3 separate regions of the Homo sapiens genome follow, and regions 2 and 3 are each linked to region 1. Evidence: chromatin contacts called from ENCODE Hi-C or POLR2A ChIA-PET data. All regions are on one chromosome and are shown on one strand. Each heading gives the region's core, a stretch centred on a gene start or an enhancer-like site at or near the end of the contact. The rest is flanking DNA. Distances are from core to core; before and after follow the strand shown. Region 1 holds the start of ALG13 (ALG13 UDP-N-acetylglucosaminyltransferase subunit). Region 2 holds the start of AMMECR1 (AMMECR nuclear protein 1). Region 3 holds the start of TMEM164 (transmembrane protein 164).

Region 1 (2,867 bases), core at 1-2,500:
TGCATGGCACACGTTTACCTTTGTAACAAGCCCGCACATCCTGCACATGTACCCCCAGAATACCCCAGAACTTAAAAAAAATTAAAATTAAAAGACCCAACCCTGAGATTCTTAGGCACCTTTACCTGCGTGACTAATAACAAGATCTGCTTTCTGAATGTCTTCTTTCAAGGAATCCTTGTACCTGTAAACATCCAGAGTAAACGACTCAGTACTGAAGGGTTCAGGTACCACCGTTCCTCTACCAATTTGCAGGATAAGTCGGTTGTAACCAAGGCTCTCGATTTTCTGAAAGAGGAAATCAGAATGTGAGGGCCTTTTAAACTGGCTATGTAAAACAGAGCAGGAACCACCACCACTACTAAAGTTTGACGTTAACATCGGAGCACGGCCGCCAAAAAGCCTATCTGTGGCCGATTTCACTTAGTTTTCAAAACTATTTTCTGGTCCGGGGCCCGACGAGGAACCTCCCAAGCACTCATGAATCTAAGCGACCCAGCTCGCAGAGTCCCGCGAAAGCCACAGCAGGAAAAGACTTTGGAAAAGGAGTCGCAAACTCGGGGGGAACCCAGGCACTACCCGTTCTGCCTCACTTGATCAACTGCGAGAACCGGGAGCCCTGAGGGGACGACGCGCGCTGAGGAGAGGAACCGCGCGGGCTCCGGCCAAGTGCTGAGGGGAAGGAGCCGGGCTCTGAGGCGAGCTCGGCTGGCTCAGACGCCGGCGCCGACGTGCGGTCCACAGGGGGGCCTGAGGAAAAACTGCCGAGCCCGGTGGAAAACCCGAGCTCGGAGGGGCGGAGCCGTTGGAAGGAGGGGCGGAGGACGCGGAGGCGGAGAATAGAGCGCGGGGGCAGACCGGAAAAGGAGCTGAAGAAATGAGGGAGAGGAGCGGCCGGAATAATGGGAAGAGGAAACAGGCAACCCCGAGTGGCCGGGTAGCCGGAGAAGGGCCCCGCCGGGCGTGGGCAGAAGCCAGCTAAGGGGCAGCGGCACCTGTGGTAGAGTTGCGGGGGTTTCTTTCCGAGCGCGACGGTCAGGCAAGGCTAACGCGGCTGGCAGTATGGCCGGAGATGGCGGGTGGCGAGCCAAGCCGCCGCCTGCTCGCCTCCCTCACTCACTTGCAGACTGTCGGGCGCCGACACACACGCAATGAGGTCGTCAAAGCTGGTGGTCCCTACGGTAACAAACACGCACTTCATGGCGCGGGTTCCTCAAGCCCTGATCGCAAGGGCCGGATATGACGCAACTGAGGCCACGCACGTTGCAGTGACTGCCTTCTGTGAGGGAGGCGGAAATCCGTAATGGCCGCCAGGGGGCGGCGGGGCCCCGGGCTGTGTCACCGGTTGGGTGGGGCAAAAGACTATTGGTGGCCTAGGTACCAGCCACTGTTCTAAGCCCTTTATGTGTAGGAGCCAGCTCTTGAGACCCCTCACTATAAGGGAATGGGGAATTGCCAAATGTAATTAACTTTTTCAAAACTGATGGGTAAAAAAAAAAAACATCATACCCTAAGCATTGAGTTGGTGTCGTTGCGTGGGTACCACAATCTTTTAATGACAGACAAGTTTGAGATTTTTTTGTTTGCTGCCAGGTTTTGTCAAGATACATTTGAGAGATGGTTTTACTTCGAGTTGGCTAAGGGGATATGAAAAATAAAAGTGCCTTACCAGGCACAGTGGCTGTAATCCCAAGCTACTGGGAAGAATCACTTGAGCCCAGGAGTTAAGACTAGCCTGGGCAACATAGCAAAACCCTTGTCTCTAAAAATATTATTTTTTAGGCCAGGTGCCATCGCTCAAGTATGTAATCCCAGCACTTTGGGAGGCCAAGGCAGGTATATTATTGAGGTCAGAAGTTCCAGACCAGCCTGGGCAACATGGTGAAATCCTGTCTCTCCTAAAAATACAAAAATTAGCCGGGCGTGGTGGCAGGCTCCTGTAATCCCAGCTACTCAGGAGGGTGAGGCACGACAATTGCTTGAGCCCAGGAGACAGAGGTTTCAGTGAGCCCAAGATCCTGCCATTGCACTCCAGCCTGGGTGACACAGAATGAGACCCTGTCTCAAACAAACAAAAAAAATTTAATTAGCCGGGGGTGGGAGCACCCACCTGTGTTCCTAGCTAGTCAGAAGGCTGAGGCTGCAGTGAGCCATGATCACACCACTGCACTGCAGCCTGGACGACAGTGAGACCCCGTCTCGAAAAAATAAAAAAACTAAAAATAAAAGGCATCTTATAAGGTATGGGGTCTTGCTCTGTTGCCCAGGCTTGATTCTAACTCCTGGGCTCAAGCAGTCCTCCTGTGGCAGGCCACGTCTCACTAACGGAGGCCTCCATAACAACTGTTTCAGTACTGAGTGGTGAAGTTAATATTAAAAGCTAAAAAAAGCCAGTGCCCTTATACAAAGGCTGGAATGTAACTAAAGCCCACCAAGAGTTTTGCCTAGGCCTTTCCTGGGCCCTAAAGCATGACAAAATAACAAAGGAAGTCTTAACATTACCCATTTAGGATTAAACAAGTTTTATTGTGGGTCTGAAGAAACTCCCCAGGCCTCCACAAACAAGTTTGTTGGGAGTCCGAAGGAACTCCCCAAACCTCTGTGATTTAGCAGGAGACAAGATAAGGGTAATCACGCCAGCACCTGGACTCATTTAGATTTTTTTTTTTTTTTTTTGAGACGGAGTCTCGCTCTGTCACCCAGGCTGGAGTGCAGTGACACAATCTCGGCTCACTGCAAGCTCTGCCTTCCGGGTTCACGCCATTCTCCTGCCTCAGCCTCTCAAGTAGCTGGGAATACAGGCACCCACCACCACGCCCGGCTAATTTGTTGTATTTTTAGTAGCGACGGGGTTTCACCATGTTAGC
Region 2 (2,917 bases), core at 76-2,575, 1.4 Mb after region 1:
CTGAGTGGAATGAACAGCCCCCAGCTATCTGCAAGATCCCACGCATGTAGAAAAAAGGTGACAAAAATCAATCTGCAGTTTTTAAATATGCAGATACCTGACTTTATCTAGATGTTTTAGCATGGTGTAGATACAATGCAAATAACTTACGCTTTCTATTTCTATCACGTTCATTTCTACGAATTTTAACATTTGATTATTGTCATTATTTTTATTATTAAGCTGCACTTAGGCACCCAGAAAGGGACTGACTCATATGTCTCCTCATCCATCCAAGCATTTAATTGAGAAATTTTAAAAATGAATATTAAGAGCTAATTATATACTTGAACAAAATCTTTCAATTTGTGACTAAGTACATTACCTTCCCTATTTATCTCTAAGATCTGAGCACTACAGATAATATTCCTAATTGCTTTGTACCCAAGCCAAGAAATAAAAACCAAAACCAGAAAAGTCCACCACTGCAAGTCCCAAAGCACAATTAGTATCTTTGAACCAGTGAAGTATTAGTTAGGACTTTATTTTTGGCTTTTAAATGTTTAAACGGGGCAAGGAGGGTAAGTTGGGGGAACAAGTACAAGATACATAGATTCAGTCGGACTTGAATATTTCTCCATAAGGAAAGGAAAGAGTACCCTGGTGTGTGCTTAGGCTGGAATTAAAAAGACAGCAGCGTGGCCATTTCCTGGATTGCTTTGTACACACTTTACAGGGGCGGTCTCAGGTATGGAGCTCTGGGCACCTGCTCGCTCACACTCCAACAGTTCAGAAACCCGTGTATTTGAGGCCGGGTGGCTCAGGTTCCACGTAACTGGGCTTAAGTGTCATTAATACTGCTTGCGGCGGGGGGTTACTGAGCTGTGCTTTGGGACCTGGATGCTTACTTCGGACTTTCTCCTTTCTTCCCCCCTACCCCCACTAGTTTCCCTTTCCCTCCTTCCTTCCCGGGCGTGCCCACCTTCTCCCTTTGCTCCCACTTTCCGCTGTCTGACTCTTGTTTCCTTCACCTTCCTTTCTAATCGGCTTCCTGTCTTCCAACCTCTGCCGGCCGGAGAGATTGAGATTGGGGCTGGGGCTGGGGCTGCGGCTCAGAAGAGGCACGAGTCGGGCGGGACAGGCGCGAGGCGCCCAGCCGCGAAAGCGAGGAGCGCGCACCGAGGCGGGGGCGCGCGCGGGGCAGCCGCGTGGCTAGGCAGACGGGGCCGGGAGCGGCGCGCGCGCGCCCCGCCAGCCTCTGGCGCGCCCCCGGCGGCCTGAGCCGCAGCGTGCTCGCCCCCGCCGCCAGCTCGCCTCACTTATGGGTCGGAAACGCTGCGTGGGGGAGACTGTTCCAAGATGGCGGCGGGTTGCTGCGGGGTGAAGAAGCAGAAACTGTCCAGTTCGCCCCCCTCTGGCTCGGGTGGCGGTGGTGGCGCCTCCTCCTCCTCCCACTGCAGCGGAGAGAGCCAGTGCCGAGCTGGGGAGCTGGGACTAGGAGGCGCCGGTACGCGGCTCAACGGGCTGGGAGGTCTAACCGGAGGAGGTAGCGGCAGCGGCTGTACCCTCTCTCCCCCCCAGGGCTGCGGCGGCGGCGGCGGGGGGATCGCCCTGTCGCCACCTCCGAGCTGCGGAGTGGGGACCCTACTTTCTACCCCGGCCGCCGCCACCTCTTCCTCACCCTCCTCATCGTCCGCCGCCTCGTCCTCATCGCCGGGCTCCCGGAAGATGGTGGTGTCAGCAGAGATGTGCTGCTTTTGCTTCGATGTGCTCTACTGTCACCTGTATGGATACCAGCAGCCCCGGACCCCCCGATTCACCAACGAGCCCTAGTGAGTACCGTGCCCTCCGCCGCCCTCTCCCTTGCGCTCGGGATGGGGCTCAGAGTTGAGGCAAAGTGCGAGTCCGCCTCCCGGCCGGCGGATGCCCCTGCCCTCTCGCTGCCCGGGTCCCCGGAGCTACTCAACTGAACTAAGGGCACCCTGCGCTTTTTGCCCTCCGAGGCAGGCACCCCACACTTGGAGCAGGGTGCTGCTGCAAGGAATGGCCCCGTGGCTCCTAGAGGTGTTAGCTTTCTCTTTGCGATGACTTCGAGGAGTTTTGACTCCTTTACTTGTCTCCTTCACCACCCCCACCACCCCTCACCCTGCCCCGGTTTTGGAGATCTGGGTTACTCAAGGTGTTGACCTCTCCTCACTTTGGTTTCCATTACCCCAAGTGAAAGCCCCGCCAGTATTCCCGCCCCGCGTATCTTGCACATGGAGAACTACTATCCCATTGCAGGATGAAAAATAGCAACTATCCAACTTCTGTTAGTGATGGAACTTAGCTCTGGAGCTTGTGAGGTTACCCATCTTCTCCTCTGGGTTTTCTTGTGCCCTGGGAAGGGGGGAGGTTTCTTAAAACACATTTTTCCCTTACTACTTATTTTTATCCAAATACACCCATTAAAATGTGTTTCTCGTGTAGCGAGCGCACTGCCGGCTTCCTCACATTTGAAGAGTGCGACCTTTTTTTTTTTTTTTTCCATTCCACCGTCTGGATAATAGCTCATTCAAAGAGAACTGTCCCCACAGAGCCACGGTCAGTTTGTACATTAAGCGTGCATTCGCTTTTGTGTCGATTTCACTTTTTAAGAAATCCATGTTATACTTGATGATTTGAGAACAGTTAAATAGTAAATGTGTAGGAATTGTTATGGTTTCCTTTGGTTTTGTATCTTAAATTATTTTACCCTTCAAGTGTGTGGTTGAAAAATTTTAAAATAGCACTGTTACAGCTAAAAGCCAGGTTAATTCTAATCCCTGTCCATTTGGATGTGTGGGAGGTGGGGCATATGGTTTTTTTTTTTTAATGTGTAAACTGAATGTAAACTGACTTTTTGCGTTAAATGCTAGACAGAATGTAAAGACCAAGAGAGGGCAGAATGAGAAAAAGT
Region 3 (2,706 bases), core at 151-2,650, 1.7 Mb after region 1:
ACTGATGTGATTCAGAAAGGGCACCTGGCTGGGGCTGGAATTCCTGCTTGTGAAAGCCCAGGGCACGGCAGGGTTGGGCTGGGCTGGAAGGGAGGGGCAGCCAGGGTGAGTGCCAGTCGTTCCTAGGGTTCAGGCACAAGGTTCCTCACCTCCACTGTGGGGCTGACGCACTGTGCAAAGGTGAAAGAAAGCCAAACCTGAAATCGGCACAAAGGCAGCCACTCGTTGGAAAATCATTTTTAAAGGTCCCCCTGCCCGCCGGGATGAGGTGCTGTACACTATGGAGTGTCCTGAGCACATAAATGACTCTTATCACTTAGGATGCCCAGGAAAAAGTCAACAGACTCACATGCATCATGGTGACCAGGTGACAGGGGTTGAGCAGGTAGATGACGGTCTTGGTGGCGAACTTAAAGCCCACCTCCACCCCGAAGGTCAGGCACAGGGCTACTAAGAGCAGATTCTTGCTCAGGCTCTCCTTGCCTTCCTCTGGCCGCTGGGTCACCTGCTCTGGCTGGCTGCCAGGGCTACCCCTACCGTCCTCCTTCGTCTGCCTCAGGATGTGCCGCAGGGCCACCAGGATCTCCAACAGAGCCAGGGTCAGGACCACCACACTTTCCAGCAGCCGCTGCTGCCAAGAGAGGAAGGCAGCACAGTCGGGGCCCCCATTGCCTGCAAAACTGGGGTCCACGCCCCCATAGAGCCAGTCCAGGAGACTCTGGTAGCTATACCGGGACATGATGCAGTGGTTCCCCTTGACCACAGTACAGGAAGCAAGAGTGAGATGGAACACAAGCCCAGAGGGTTGCCCGGGTGGTGGACCATGTAAGGCGGGCACACCCCCACAACCCCCCTCCAGACACCAGGGCACCGAGAGTAGGGGAGGGGAAGCTACACGCAAGGCCCGGGGTAAAGTGCTGGCTCTAACTTGTCCCCACGGCTGTCTGGGGGAGCCCCCCGCGCTTCTCCAGTGGCCACCAACGAGGCAGGGTTGAAAGGAGCCGTTGGCCAATCTAAAAGGAAGGAGAGGAAAAAAAAAAAAAAGAGGTCTCAAAGAGGCAATTGCACCGGGAATTAGGAAGCGGGAGGGGTAACTAGCGAGGGAAGAAAACGGGAACGGGGCAGTGGCGAAGCAAGCAGGGGTCAGGGGAAGCCGGAGGCCGAAAGGGTCAGGGCGGGGGCCAAGGAGACCCGGCAGTGCTGCGGCAGCGAACCGGGAGCCAAAAGGGGTCAGAGCTAGGGGACACGCGGAGGCAAGGAGAGGAGCTAGCGGGGCCGAGCAGGCGGGGAGGGCGACGGGGATGGCAGGGACGCCGGACTCCTCGTCTCACGCACTCGCCACAGAGGGATCTCTTACTCCTGCAACCGCGTGGCCGTCTCTGCCCCCAGCTAGCAACTTCGCCGCCGACGGGCCCCTCCAGCCAATTTAGAGCCGTCCTTGTCCAGCCTCCCGCCCCCGGGTACACCCCCGAACCCCCAGCTCCACCCTCCGGCCCTAGACGCCCGCCCTCCGGGCAGCACCACCCCCAGCCCGCGGCCCGCCCGGGACCTGCCCCCCTCGCGCAGGCAGCGGAGGGAGGAAGCCAGAGGGAAGGCGGGAGGCCGGGCCAGCCGGGGGCTGGACTAAAGCCGGCCCCTGGACTAAAGCCGGCCCCCCTCCCTCCTCCCCGGCGCCGCAACCTCCCGCGCCTCCCGCCCAGCCCCGGGGACCGGCCGCCGCGCCCCTCGGGGCTTCACTCACCGGCAGCTCGGCCCGCGGCCCCGGATCGGGCTACTGCTCCGCTCCCGCGCTCTCCGCGCCGGGCGCTCGGTTCCCCTGGCGGCCGCCGCCGCGGCGCACGGCTCCTCCTCCCCGTCTTCCTCCCCCTGCAGCAGCCGCGCTCGCTTCCTCCTTCTTCCCCTCCCTCTCTCCTCCCCCTCCCCGCTGCCACCGCCACTGCCTCCCTCCTCCCGTCCAGTTCAGCTCTCGCCCCACCACACGCCCTCGGGCCACGACTACTCCTCCTCGCCTCCTTCCCTTTTCTGCCTCTGGCACTCCCCTCACCCGTCCACCATTCACACCTCCCACCCTCCGCGGCTTCGGCTCTCCCTCCTCCTCCTCCCTCCTCCTCCCTCCTCCGGCTCAGGCTCCGCCTCCTTCCGCCTCCTCCCTGGCCTGCCTCGTCTTCTGCACTCGGAGCCTGCACGCGTGCACAGCCACCCTCCTTCACAACCGTGTACAGAATTCGCCCCCTCGGTGAAGCCCTGTTGACTGGCTCCGCCTCCCGCGACCTGGTTCTCCAGGGCACTTCTTTCTATACTGCACACATAGTAGGCACTTAGCTGGCCCGCACTAACTTCTTGTGGGGGAATAAGCCTTTCTAGTAATGAGCAGCTTGGCTTCGGGGTGTGTGCTGGGTATGGCCGGCTCCTCTTCGCGATTCCTCCTTTCTGCCACGACTCATGCAAGGCCAGAAAGGCATCTTCTCTCCCCTTTCTAGCCACAGCCCCACTCCACACTTCAGTGCCTAGGACAGGAGCTTCATTTCCCTGCTCCTCCCCCTCCTGCTCTGATCCACTATTTTCTCTCTACCTCTTGCCACACAGACCACCCCTGCCACACCCTCTCCCTCTCCCACTTCTCTCCTTTCTCCTGACAGGCCTTCAATGGTAGGCCAGTGGGAGGAAGGGAGGCTTCCCGTGACCTCTTTCCCTCCCCCTCTTCCC

The links. Hi-C counts contacts between places; a loop is a spot of excess contacts on that map. ChIA-PET counts read pairs that join two places held with the same protein, here RNA polymerase II (POLR2A). Pooled maps may share reads with other maps.
Region 2: a loop to region 1 is called in a map of B cell, with 15 times the contacts of the local background. The contact joins the promoter of AMMECR1 here to the promoter of ALG13 in region 1. A Hi-C loop is called at or near these places in 2 of 168 maps with a recorded cell type or tissue (B cell and naive thymus-derived CD4-positive, alpha-beta T cell) and 10 of 50 pooled maps. POLR2A ChIA-PET finds 5 or more read pairs at or near these places in 2 of 52 experiments (CD4-positive, alpha-beta T cell and activated T-cell).
Region 3: a loop to region 1 is called in a map of CD4-positive, alpha-beta T cell, with 12 times the contacts of the local background. The contact joins the promoter of TMEM164 here to the promoter of ALG13 in region 1. A Hi-C loop is called at or near these places in 5 of 168 maps with a recorded cell type or tissue (CD4-positive, alpha-beta T cell, CD8-positive, alpha-beta T cell, ascending aorta and 1 more), 1 of 37 single-sample maps with no recorded cell type and 13 of 50 pooled maps. POLR2A ChIA-PET finds 5 or more read pairs at or near these places in 1 of 52 experiments (CD4-positive, alpha-beta T cell).

What each region holds. Positions count from the first base shown.
Region 1 is chrX:111,679,553-111,682,419 of GRCh38, reverse strand. ALG13 (ALG13 UDP-N-acetylglucosaminyltransferase subunit) reads right to left here and starts at 1,250. Exons shown (of 27, transcript NM_001099922.3): 1 at 1,121-1,250; 2 at 126-288. The coding sequence starts at 1,201. RefSeq lists enhancers at 794-853, 874-923, 994-1,183, 863-1,582.
Region 2 is chrX:110,316,493-110,319,409 of GRCh38, reverse strand. AMMECR1 (AMMECR nuclear protein 1) reads left to right here and starts at 1,325. Exons shown (of 6, transcript NM_015365.3): 1 at 1,325-1,811. The coding sequence starts at 1,339. It overlaps LOC105373312 (a long non-coding RNA gene), which reads right to left and starts at 1,158. Exons shown (of 4, transcript XR_938504.3): 1 at 962-1,158. RefSeq lists silencers at 1,143-1,292, 1,025-1,359, 1,553-1,612, 1,657-1,812 and an enhancer at 1,333-1,462.
Region 3 is chrX:110,001,808-110,004,513 of GRCh38, reverse strand. TMEM164 (transmembrane protein 164) reads right to left here and starts at 1,400. Exons shown (of 7, transcript NM_032227.4): 1 at 1,336-1,400; 2 at 350-1,013. The coding sequence starts at 739. RefSeq lists an enhancer at 538-1,193 and a silencer at 1,296-2,155.